2 separate regions of the Mus musculus genome follow, and region 1 is linked to region 2. Evidence: chromatin contacts called from ENCODE Hi-C or POLR2A ChIA-PET data. All regions are on one chromosome and are shown on one strand. Each heading gives the region's core, a stretch centred on a gene start or an enhancer-like site at or near the end of the contact. The rest is flanking DNA. Distances are from core to core; before and after follow the strand shown. Region 1 has its middle 35 kb from the start of Arhgap32. Region 2 holds the start of Arhgap32 (Rho GTPase activating protein 32).

Evidence for each region. Hi-C counts contacts between places; a loop is a spot of excess contacts on that map. ChIA-PET counts read pairs that join two places held with the same protein, here RNA polymerase II (POLR2A).
Region 1: a map of left cerebral cortex shows a loop between it and region 2 (1.9-fold over the local background). The contact joins the enhancer-like site here to the promoter of Arhgap32 in region 2. A Hi-C loop is called at or near these places in 4 of 37 maps with a recorded cell type or tissue (adrenal gland and left cerebral cortex). POLR2A ChIA-PET finds 5 or more read pairs at or near these places in 3 of 5 experiments (all embryonic stem cell).

What each region holds. Positions count from the first base shown.
Region 1 is chr9:31,993,753-32,000,223 of GRCm38, reverse strand. No RefSeq gene overlaps it. Among named protein-coding and RNA genes, the nearest start is that of Arhgap32, 35 kb to the left of the region's middle. Within about 2 kb of position 2,528, at least 1 of the 3 ENCODE cell types and tissues checked has a DNase peak (open chromatin) inside an H3K27ac peak, as active enhancers do.
Region 2 is chr9:32,028,980-32,035,323 of GRCm38, reverse strand. Arhgap32 (Rho GTPase activating protein 32) reads right to left here and starts at 3,021. Exons shown (of 23, transcript NM_001370958.1): 1 at 2,592-3,021.

The sequences.
Region 1 (6,471 bases), core at 1,279-3,778, 35 kb after region 2:
CCCATACGTTAAAAAGCTGAGCCAGGCTGGGCTGTGGTGGCAAACACCTTTAATCCCAGCACTTGGGAGGCAGAGGCAGGCAGATTTCTGAGTTTGAGGCCAGCCTGGTCTACAGAGTAAGTTCCAGGACAGCCAAGGCTACACAGAGAAACCCTGTCTTAAAAAAACAAAAAGAAAAAAAAAATCAAAAAACAAAAAAACCCCGCTGAGCCAGCTAGTGTTTTGGACTTCAGGCAGTGAATTATGAAATGCTGTTGTTAGCCAAGACCCTAAGGGGTGGGGCTAAGAGCCTGGGCCTACCAGTCTGCTGAAGAAATCTCACTCTGTGTATGAGCCTTAGAGACAAACACTTTGACCTCTCTCAGTCTCCTCCTCCTCCTCTTCTCCTCCTCCTCTTCTTCTTCTCCTCCTCTTCCTTCCTCTCCTCCTCCTCCTCCTCTCCTCCTCCTCTTCTCCTCCTCCTCCTCTTCTCCTCTTCCTCCTCTTCTTCTTCTCCTCCTCCTCCTCTCCTCCTCCTCCTCCTCCTCTTCTTCTTCTCCTCCTCCTCTCTCTTCTCCTCCTCCTCCTCTTCTCCTCCTCCTCCTTCTCTTTCTTCTTCTCCTCCTCCTCTTTCTCCTCCTCCTCCTCCTCCTCTTCTCCTCCTCCTCCTTCTCTTTCTTCTTCTCCTCCTTCTTCTCTTCTCCTTCTCCTCCTTCTTTCCCTCCTCCTCTTCCTCCTCCTTCCTCTTCTTCCTATTCCTCTTCCTCTTTTTCCTTCTTCTCTCTTCTCTCTGTCTCTCTGTCTCTCTCCTTGTTCCTTCCCTCTGTCCTTTTTTTTTTTTTTTCCGTTCACTACTTTTTAGCCTTAGGTCTTGCTCATGCTAAGCACATGCTCTACCACTGAATTTCCAGCACAGCCCTCACATTCCTCTCTGTTCCTCTGTAAGCTTTTTGGGCTTGCAGAGACGGTTCCACCTTTGGGAGACTGTTGTTCTGCAGTGAAACAAGTCAGGCCAAGCCTTTGTGTTCTTATCAGTTCATGTTTTATGGCATTCCTTAATTGTTAACACTTCTATAGGAACTAAGTGGCAAAATGTCACCTGAGAGTAATAGCATGCCCTGGAGTGAGTGAAGAAAGAGCCTTTGTCAAGGCAAGTGAGATCATCCCAGTTTGTCCCTTGAGAACTTTCTCGAGTCTTGCACCTGCATTGCCACTGGGCCTCCCACTCTGAGGCCCTTAGAGAGCCAGTGCTGGATTATTCTATGACTTTATTGCGCTATGTCTTGGCTGGTTTTATGTCAACTTCACACAACAAGCTTGAGTCACCTGAAAGGAGGGGCCTTCAAGTGAGAAAATGTGATTAATTAGTGATTGGTGGGGGAGGGCCCCGCCCAACATGATAGTCCTGGGCTTCTACAAGAAAATAGGGGAGCAAGCCATTAAGCAGCATCATTCCATGGCCCATGCATCAGTTCCTGCCTCCAGGATCTTACCTTGTTGAATTCCTGTCCTGACATCCTTAGATGATGAACAGTGATGTGGGAGTGTAAGCCAAACAAACCCTTTTCTCCCCAGATTCATTTAATCACAGTATTTCATCACAGCAATAGCAACTGAGACACATTGTAATTTATGCCCAAATTGCCTAATTGGAGCCAGGTAAGTAACTGTACTCTCAGCTGCTCTTGAGACTAAACCAGGAGTATCCCTTGAGCCTGGGATTTAAGGCTAGCCTGGTCTACAGAGTGAGTTCCAGAACAGCCAAGACTACACAGAGAAACCCTGTCTTGAAAATCAAAAGAAAAAGTGTTTAAACATTTATATTCTAGAATTTAGGTTTAATTGATCTTTACCAAACTCCTTTGTGCCATTAATGGTACAAACCCTTGGCACCATGAATATATTAACACACTTTGATTCCCAGGGGCAGTGGCTTCACCCTTAGTAATAATGGTCCTGGCATGTCTGGATGAGGGTGAAGGGAAACATACAGATTATCTCTAGAAACTCAAAAACTCAAAAAGTATATAAACCTGTCCAAGAGTCATTAACACAGCTTGAGAGTCCATAGCTGGGCAGACAGTAGCAAAGATGGCAGCTGAGAGAAAGAAACAGATTACAGCAGGGGAGTCGTGAGGCTGAGGTTTCCTGGACGCACGGGAGAGTGGGGAAGGTTACAGAGAAGGGAAGGCTGCAACGCAGAGAGGTGGTGGGGGCAGGAACAGCCTGCTGTCTGAAATAACACAGACAGTGTGAGTCAGCCCATGACATCCTTTACATCAGTAAGGACGGGTGTGGCCGGCCGTCCTCCTGCTCACAGGTAACCAAAGGGCACAGGAGCTTGGAAAAGGCGGCAGCCTCCGGTGGCAGGGATGCAGCACAGTGCTGACACCGTGGGCTAATTCCAGCGCAGACTAGCAGACAGCAGGGCCTCTGTCTGGGGGACTACAGGCTGGAAAGGAGGGAAGTAAGCTCGGAGCTATTTTTAGTGCCGCATCACAGTGCATAGCGGACTTAGAACGTGCCAGCAAACTGAATTCATCGGATGGAAAGGCAGGCGTGTAGCCCGCTCTACTTCCTTTCCCCTCAAGATCCCTTTCTACAGTTTGACCTACTGAGGCCTTGCTTCCTACCTCTGTGAGGAACGGTGGTTGTAAGTGGCATCCTAAAGATTTCTGTGAAAGAAAGGTTCAAAACTGGAGACTTGGAAGCAGCTGCTTTGGAGAATCAAAGAAACTAAAGATTCTTAATTCGTCAGTGTTGTAACAAATGCCCCGAACAGGCTCAGCGTGGCTGGAAATAGTGGCACAATGGAATTCAGTAGACCCTTAAAGGAAGCCACAGACAATTTTCCTTGTGCTACAGTGGAAACTCCACGCTCTCACAACACCTAAGAGCTTTCCTACCAATAAAACTAGTTTGTGGGGTATGATGTCATCAGAAAAACTCTGGTTGGCTGAGCGTTTTGCTGGCAGTCAACATTTTTCCAAGAACATTTTTGGATATCAGACCTCGGCGTATTTGGTTTTGGCTTTTCTTCCAGTATTTTCACCATAATAATAATGAGAATGTACCTCCCCCTGAGGCTGTTTCCTTCAGTATCCTTCAAAAGCGCATAGTCTGCTGTGCATACCCTCTTGGTCTGGCAGTCCCTGACTTGGTATGTGGTGGATCAAGACAATGAAGACACTTCCTCCTCCTGCCGCTAGCTTTCAGATTTTCCAGACTAGACAGAGCAACGGTGATTTTTGAAGTGCAGCCAAGAAATGTCATAACAAAGGTTGGTACATCCAAATTAAAGAAGCCCAGGAGCAATGGGAAGATTCAACTTTGAGATGTTTATTAATTTCTTGTGTGCAGTTTGTTAAGCTGGGCAGGAGGACCCTGTGCACAGGAAATCACAAACACATCAGGCTGCCATGACTGTGTGCAAGAAACACTGTGTACCAAGAACGTGCCAGTTCTACACCTGTCCCAATAAACACACAAGCGAAAAGGAGTCTGTTTTCACTGGGAAGTCAGGACAAGGACACTGAATCCAGCGAGGCTGCAGGCAGGATTGCTCCCCCTCTCTCTCTAGTCTCTGGCTTACTGAGTTCCAGTGTCTGGCTAATATGTAACTAGGACCTGGATAAGAACAGAAGCAAGAGCCAGGAGCATAGCAATTGACTGCTATCTGCAAGGGCCAGGTTCAAATCTCAGGTTAAAAAAGAAAAATCAGGTCCTGGAGAGATGGCTCAGCAGCTGAACACACTTGCTCTCCCAGGGGACCTTCGTCCAGCTTCCTGCAAGCTTGCGGGGCAGCTCACAATGGCTAGGAACTCCAACTTCAGGGCATCTGATGCCCTCTTCTTCTGATGTCCCTGGGCACCTCTCTCACACACAGAGACACATGTTTAAGAAACAAACAAAATTCAATTTAAAACCAGAAAGAGAAAACAGGACCCAGTCCTATTTGTGAGGTGAGGTACTGCTTCCCTGTAATCTCCGAGGGTAAAGGCAGGGAGGGCAAGAGCTCCAGGCAGGCTAGATAGGAAGTTCAAGGCCAGCCTGAGATAGTGAGACACTGACACAAAAAAAGGCAACGGGCAGAGACGCTAAGCAGGGTAGAGAGGGGCACTACCAGTAACTTGTCCTTCATCTTTCTTTCCATTCCCAGCCCTCCTTCTTTTCCACCTCCCTTTCTGCCCTCCCTCCCTTATAATGAATGACCTAAAAACCCCAGATGAACTAAGAAGCTTTGGATAGGAAAGTTAACTTGACCCATGACCCCTGTGACCCCTGAGGAGGCTTCTGATTAGCAGATTCACACACCAAACCTGCTGGCACCTACGACTTACAGACTGCACGGCGACTGACCCCAAAGCTTCCCCATTCCCTTCTACACAACTCTAAGCTCCCCTTCCCCCAGCCCCCATACCACATGCACACACTCTTCCGGCCTCAGGATGCAGCCTCTGCTTCTGGAGGTGCCTATCTGCTGCCTTTTATTTTTATTGCCTCTAACAATTCTGATCTAACACCTCCCTTCTTTTTGGTAAGAAATAAAAATAGAACCTTACACCTGGGGTGTAGATCACTTGGTAGATCTCTTGCCTACCAAGTTTCCTGGTTTTGATTGCCAGTACTAAGCTGTACGGGAAGGCCTTGATTGGCCCCGAGAAATTATTAGAGAGTAAGAATGTAGCATAGTTGGTGGAGCATTTACGTAATATGCAGAGGCCATTGATCCAGCCCCTATCTCTGTCATAATTGTATATAATTTTGCAGCCACTAAACTTGTGGGGTAGAGGCTAGAGGGCCAGAGGATTGAATCCACCCTTAGCTACATAGAGTTCAAGGTTGCCTGGTATTTATAAGACATCTCAAACAAACAAAGGAAAGTCTCATACAAGTCCAGAGGCAGGAGTGAGGGAGGGGTCATTTCCCAGGAGCCTGAACTGTTTGTCCTGTTCTGCTCTGCATGGGCTCTCTGTAGGGCAGCATACTGGTGCCCTCTTCCACGGGCTTTTAATCCAGCCAGTATCCTAATAGTTTCTAAAGGGAGAGGAGAGAAAGATTGTAAATCTTGCCCTAGGAGGTGAGAGGCGGATTATGTCCCTAGGTGAGATGAGGGCAGTGTGTCGCCTAACACAGCTAAGTCTTTCTCTCTGTATTTTTTGGATTTTAGAGCTGTGAGTTTCCTGAGATACAGAAGGCCGGCATTTGAGAGATGGTAAATGCTGGTGGAGTCAGAGGGACCAGCTAGGCAGAGAGGTCTGCTCTCTGCAAGTTACGCGGATCAAAGATGAGTGCAGAAGGTAACAGGTACATGTTGCTGGCCCCAGATATCGGGAAAGATGGTGTAATATCTCTGATCAACTGAGATATTTGTTTTGTTTTGTTTTGTTTTAAACTTAGTCCCTGGAGAGGACACTGGTAATTAGGCCATTAGCCACTGATAGTAACAAGGCCTTACCTAGCATTGGTCCTGCTTTCAGCCTGGGTCTTTCTTTTTTTTATTATTATTATTTTTTTCAAGACAGGATTTCTCTGTGTAGCCCTGGTTGTCCTGTAACTCACTCTGTAGACCAGGCTGGCCTCGAACTCAGAAATCTGCCTACCTCTGCCTCCCAAGTGCTGGGATTAAAGGCATGAGCCACCACTGCCCAGCCTAGCCTGGATTTTTCTTGTCCTACCTACCCCTGCCTTCTGTCTTTCAATATCATGATGAACCTTAGGCTCCTTACTGTGATCAGTTACTGCTCAACTGATATCAGCTTGCCGCTAAGTCCACATTTGGCCCTTTAAACACCATTGGCTCAGCAGGCTTGGGCTGGCACAGAAAAGCCTGTGACAGACAATTGTATTTATTCCAGGCAATTGTCCCAGACTGGTTACTCCCTGCTTCCTCTGCACCTGCCTTCCCATGCTCTCTATTCTCCCAGGATCCCAATTCATCCTTACCAAACATGATGGAGAGGCTGTTCTTCTGTCTGGAGTAACCCAAGGGTCTGGGTTGACTCAGCCCCTGGGGGAGGTTTGACTTGATGTGTAGGGGTCCTCCCACCGGCTCCTGGCTTTTCCATCTAACTACTGCACAGTGGCAGGGCTAGCTGGGTTCCTCCCCAGCACCAGCCGGTAGACCAGGTTTACTCGGTCCTTTTTGAAAGCTTGGTGTGAGGAATGCAGGTCCTGCCCTAGGAAGGCTGATCCATTCCGGAAGCAGAGGTCAAAGAGCAAGATGACTTCAAAGTCTTAGGAGCCCCAAACCCAGGACTTCTGGTTACTGCACAGAAACCAGGGAAGGCAGACATAGCCACATTTGAGTCCATTTATTCTGTCACAGAACTTTGGAGGTTTCCCTGACTCAACTCTGAAATCCCACTGAGTTTTAGCCTTTTGTGCCCTCAGCCCTGGCCTTTCTCTGACTTGGGCAGTCTTCCCAGAGAATAAGCTCTAGGCTTCTCCTTGGGGTCCTCTGACTCCCCATCCTGTAGGCTGCCTTCTTTG
Region 2 (6,344 bases), core at 1,772-4,271:
ATCGGCTACCCCACGGGCATGTCTGTGAGGCCATTTTCCTAAGTAATGTCTTACAAACAATGCCACCACCAGGCATGTAGTCCTGGTTTGGTTATAAGAAGAAGGACAAGCCACGGGGAACAAGGCAGCAAGCAGCATTCCTCCCACTATCTTCTTCAGTCCCTGCTACCCTGTTCCTGCGATGGCTTCCCTCAGTTTTGGACTATAAGCTGGAAGAAGCCCTTTCCTCTCCAAGTTTATTTTGAGTCATGTTTTATCACAGCAACAGAAAAGTAACTAGAACAGAACTATAGCCATGGCCTATCTTCAAGTCCACTTGCCTCTTGACTGCTTCCATGGATACCAGATTACATGTTCATTGGTTAAACCCTTAAAATTCTCATGGATGCTAGTCTTAGCCTTTAAAGATGCTATGTTTAGTCATTTTCTTTTGCTACTGTCTTATGAAGAAAAACATCTGCTAGTCCCTGACATTTATTAAATTCATCTATAAGAAACAGTGAGTCTATATATACTATGCAGATAATATGCCCAGTCAGTTTAGAAAGAGAATATTCTGATGGAAAACCCATCTGATGGAGATGGAGCTCAGATGGTACAGTGCTGGCCTAGCATGCACAAAGCACCATATAAATGGGGTCTAGTGATCTAAACATTAATCAGAAAGTGGAATCAGAATTTGATGGTTGTCCACTGCTACAGATCAACGTTGAGGCCAAGCTAGAATCTCCAAGACCTTGCCCTAAGAAATGAAGGAAAAAGTCACCCAAAGAGGAAAAGGCAACAATAAAAACATCTTCAATATAAAAGCAAAAGAAACAACGAATTAGAAAGAAGTGGAAACGAATTCGTTGCCATTAACGTCTCAGCCCAACTGTGGCTAAGCTTCTGGTGACTGAAAAATAATGTGGGGTTGGGAAAGGGAAATAAAAGGAACATAACTACTACTGGAACTCAACCCGACATCAAAGGCTCTAATGACAGCTGAGCCTGCCTTGCTGGTTCTTAGCCTCTCCCTCGGAAACAAAACTGTTATATAACTGACCACGGTTCTCCAACTAACACTTCCTCTCTGTCCCACATACGTTGTTGCCCCCACCCCCACCCCGTGTCACCCTGCCCCCATCTCCATGGGCAGGATCATAAGCAATCTAGGCTGCCACCATAGCTCCAGCTGGACAAGCCTCTGTCCAAAGTGCTGCTTTATTCCAGAGACTGCCACACAGAGCACGATAAGAACGGATTAACTGGCTTAAGCACAGTTCCAACCTCACTTCTGGTCCTGAGGAGCAGCTCCACCATAGCTATCTTTAGGATGAATCAGATTCCAGACATCCCTGCTAATGGGAATCACATCACATCAGCATCCCTCATCTTTACAAACAACCCGATGAACAAGAACATTCAGCAAGAGGGTTGAACTCTTGAGGCTGTGCTGTGGCAACTGCTGCTCCTGATGCCTTCCCACTCAAGGCCAAGGAACAAATGTAGACGTCAGTTCATTCAATAATGAAAAAAATGCATTCACCAACCACAAGCATCATTACTCAAAAATATTCCCACAAACCCAGTCACTGAATCAAACTAAGCAGTTTGTGGACTTCAAGGGCCAGTTACGACAAGCACCGTTTGCCTTTTCTTCTTCCAATAGAAACACACAAATAATGGCAGTGTTTACATAAGCAACCAATGTATCAGAAAAGTTCTGCCCATTCAGATGCACTTAAAAGGTCTCAATCTGCGCCAAATAAAACTCTGAAAGAATGGAAAATAAAAGAGATGCTGACAACAGTGCCACGGCCCAGCTATCCATGTAGCATCATGCAGTGCCTCGAGCAGTTTACAGCTTGACTGTAGTTCTGCATACGATCAAGATTATAATTATCCCAATTCTATTTCCTAAAGGATAACTAGGAGACCATCCCAAGCATCCCGAGATGGGCCTCCTCCTCCCACCACTTTCTCTAAGTCTCAACTGCAGGTAAGGATCTAAAGGATCCAGACTAAAGCTAAGAAATCAGGTCTGATTTTCTCCCTCCAGTGTCCTCTACGCCAGGCACGAAACCTTTAACATAAATATTTACTCTAGTCAACAAAATGGGTAACGCAGTACGCGGGAGGTGACGAGGGAAGCCAGGGGGAAGAGAGAGGCACTAAGTCATCACTAATGTCCAACTGAAACAGCAACTTCAACCAATTAGAATAAGAGGAGAAACTCCACTGGAGTCCCAGGGAGCGGAGACCGCTGGCTCCGCTGCCCCTACCCGCGCCGGGGTTCCTCCGGGAGCAGCCGGGTCCCCGTGGAGGGGCGCAGTTGCCGGACTCGGCCTCGGGCGGGAAGCGTCGCAGCAGGCCCGGAGGCCGTCGGAACGCCCAGTTCGCCGAGGGATGCTAGCGAGAGGTGGCGGGCACGCAGTTCTGTCGCCCCGGGAGGCGGGAGAGACCCGAGATGCCCCCAAGAGCATCCTATCGCAACGTGCACGCCCAGAAGCACCGGTGCCGGCCAAGCTAGGAGGCCCCGCAGCCCTGCCCGCCGCGCGGCCCACGTCAGCGGCGCCCCCGGCCAGCCCGCCCGCCCGCCCGCGCCTTACCGAGCCCCGCGGCCCCGCCGCGCCGCCGCGGCGTCGCTTCGCGCCGCTCTCCGCTCCGTGTCTGCCCTCCGCGGGCTGGGCCCGCCGTCCTCGTCCGCCGCCGCCGCGCCTAGCGCCGGGCCGCCCAGGGCCGCCGCGGGGGCTCGGCCGGGCGCCCCCCGCGCCAGCGCCTCATCCCGCCTCGCCGCCCCGTCAGGCGCGGGGGCGCCGGCTGCGGGCCGCGGCCTTGGGTCTGCACCTCAGGCAAGCGGCGCGCTCCCCTTCCGCGGCCGTCACGACCCCCGGGCCGCCGCCGCCGCCGCCGCGCGCTGCAGAGCCCCCTCGCCCGCACGCCTCGGGTCGCCCCCGCCCCGCTGGTCCGCGCCCGCTTGGCCTCCGCCTCCAGCGCTCCGCCTCCTCTGCACCCGCGACGCCCGCAGCGGGAGAAGAGGCGCGCCACCGCGGCCGCGGGCACGAGCACGCGCGAGGAGGGCGCAAGGAGCGCGCGCACGGCCGCCTCGCGCGCATCGAGGCCTCGCCTGCTGTTGTCCCGGGAAAGCATGTGCACGGCGGGGGGCGCGGCTGGGGGCCACTTGGAGAGGAAGAGGGGAGCCGAGTGGCCGCCCTGGGGCTTGCACTTTGGCTGTCCTCCCCTCGGCCTCTGTGTCCTGGTGGGGGGGCAAAGATTCCAGAGCCGCCGCAGGAAAAGGCATCGTCCGAGACTACGGCAGTGGCTTCTCTCCTCCCACTGCTGACCCTACAATCCTGTCCCTGCACCCGGGAGGGAAGGGGTCGTTGCCGCTAGGCAGGAGATCCTCCGCCCGTGCTCTCTGCTTGCTTGGAGGCTAGAATGAACTCGCACCGCTTATATTTTGGAATTGAGGGGCAGGGTGCCTGAGAGTTCCCTCAGTTAGCTTCTTCATCCAGAGTTCTGGACCAGCAAATTCAAAGTGGTGTAGCTGAGGAGAAGGGCAAGAAAGGGTGAAAGAGTAGGGAACTTGAAGGTGCGTGGTAAGAGACGGATACAGAGGGACTCCCTAGGAATCCCCTGACTGGATGCCATTGCCCTTGATTCTTCCATGGTTCTTTTGTTCCGCCTCCGAAGGCTGAACAGCACTTCCACCTGCAACGACCATCAGAATGACAAAATGCAGGAGAGATAGCTGGATAGTCTGATTTTCCTCTACCGCAGCTTCCATCATCCCCCTCTCCCCCTTTTAATCTATATACCTTTTAGTCCTTCTGACTCGTTCCATATCGAAATGTTGGGGGCAAGGGGAGCAGTTAACCTACGTAACTTGCTTTTATGTTTAAGCCTATTAATGCCAAATACTGCATCATCTAATGTCACTGCAGTGATTGGGTCCACTCAGCATTTAGTCATTTCAGTGGGAGTCATTGAATGTAAAACATGGCCTTGACCGCAATTAGCTGAATTTCAAGGGCACACACAAACCAGGATTTTACCACATCCTGGGGAGAAATTAGAGAGTGTACAGTAATGAACATGTATGGTAATTCCATTTTCCTGACAGTGTCAGTAGAACCAACGTTACTTTAGGGTAAATAGCCTACATGTTTTCTAGCATAGAACCAGGAAAGCTGTGGAATGTGAATGGCAGAGACACAGACTAGGATGGGAAACATCAAGAAGCCATGTTTGGTAGATGAACCTCAGCCCTCTACTGGAAGAAGGATCTTAGGGGTCTTCTTGAAGAGAAGGTAAACAAGGAACTCTGAAAACCTGAAATTGAATTTTCTTTCTTTTTACCAAATCCAAACTTCCCCTTTGGGTCCCAGTGAGCAATGTCTACCCGAGGCACAAGAATGAATCCAGTAACTTGTGTTGGTCTGGGGAATGGTGAGCATGAAATGTGACTCTCCTGTGATACCCGAGGCAGTCAAGAGAGGAAGAAGAACTGGGTCACCACAGGAGGCCAGTTTTGCCCAAGGGCATGGTATATTGACTACTCTCAGCTCATATCCTCCGGAGTCCATCTGCATTCCAGTCAGAAAGCCTTCATGTCCTAAAGTCTTACATAAAACCCTGAAATACTGACTGTTTGATGATTAGATGAATCCAGGGTTAGGCTTCGGTGATAGATAAAGGAGATAGGTAGGGTTTAGGAGATAGATAGATAGATAGATAGATAGATAGATAGATAGATAGATATGTATATATAGTGTTTTAAATCCTCTTAAGTCTTTTGGGAACTATATTTTTATTTGTATTTTATCTAGTTTGAAGAAAGAATGGATTCCGGGGTTTCTGAGAGGTACAGGCAAGTCCAGGGATTCTGATCCTCCTTTGTCTGTTGCGAGCCTTGCTCCCTCCCGCTGGAAAGAATCCTCCGAATGACCTCTGTGTCAGTGCTTATCAGTGCTAAGCCTGCGTATTAACCCAAGGCTTGACCACTGGGCAGTTCTGTTCACATCTGACCTTGGTATTCTATATACTTCCAGTAATCAAGTACCTCGGTCTTCCTGATATCCTCAGCGACTAAATTTATAAATCACAAAAATTGCAACATTCCCTAAAAATAAGAATTAAAAAAGAAAAAGAAAAAGTCTATCCAACTATAAAACAAAGCTAAGTGATAGGATTTGCTTTCTATGTGTGACTTGCTTCGGTATTTACAAGGAAAGAGGAATGCACACCCCACCCCAAGCTGTTGGATGCCTCAGGCTGGCCTCCTCGCTCAGCCTTGGCACTGTCATCTTCCAGGAGGTGGCATCTGGGCTCCCTCCCTGCATCTCAGATCTGTTGCATTGCAGTCCTCTCAGGGCTGAGAAGCAGAGTCACAGTGCAGACAAGAAAAGCCAGCCAAAGAGCAGCCTCACAGATGACTGTAACACTTGCCTAACCTTGAGTTGTAGAGAAGGAGAGAAAGGAGCTTATTTAAATCCCAAAACTGAATACTCAACAGCTGGCTTGAGACAAGCAAGTTGTTAAGAGTGGGCCAAGCTTAATAGAGAATTTTCCCAAGCTGACAAATGACATTGCTTTGTGTATTTATTTTTCTGACCAAGAGACCAGCTCCATATTACATTCCCATTCTAAAAGGGGGAGAGCAACAAAGGAAGTTTGGTTGTTGTTGTTGTTGTTGTTGAACACTTGTTATCTTCTGAGCGTGGTGACCCACGCCTTTATAATCACAGCCCTTGGAAGGCAGAGGCCAACAGATCTCTGAGTTTGAAGTCAATCTGGTCTATAGATGGAGTTCCAGGACAGCCAGAGATACACAAAGAACACCCATCTTGAAAAACAAGCAAACAAACAAAAAGATTTGCTAACTGAAGCATTTCTCCTAGCCATTGGGAGACATTTTAAGGACTTACGGTGTCCTCTTCATTGGGGTTTGACAAATCTGGGTGCACTTGAAATGATAAGCTTTTCATCTTCTCACCCATCACTTTTCTCCCACAAAGCGGTTTTTCTTTCTTTTTTAAAACCATGACACCAGCTGCACCTGTCTGCATGTTTGCTTTTGAATCATTCAAGTCCTTTGTCATCCCTCTGTCCTCTAGTAGTCTGAATGTTGACTTCAGAGCTCTGACCTTGGGCTTTTCCTATTCTTTATCTACACTCCCATCCTGGGCAGTCTCCAGCTTCAGGCTTTAAATAGAATTCCATGCATTGACTCTGACCTCTCCCAGAGCTCCAGACTTATATATGCAGCTGACTCCCAGACATCTATGCTTGGATAGTTCAAAATTGATGTATCTGAAACAGAACATTTTTTAAAGACAGGGTCTCTCTGTGTAACTCAAATG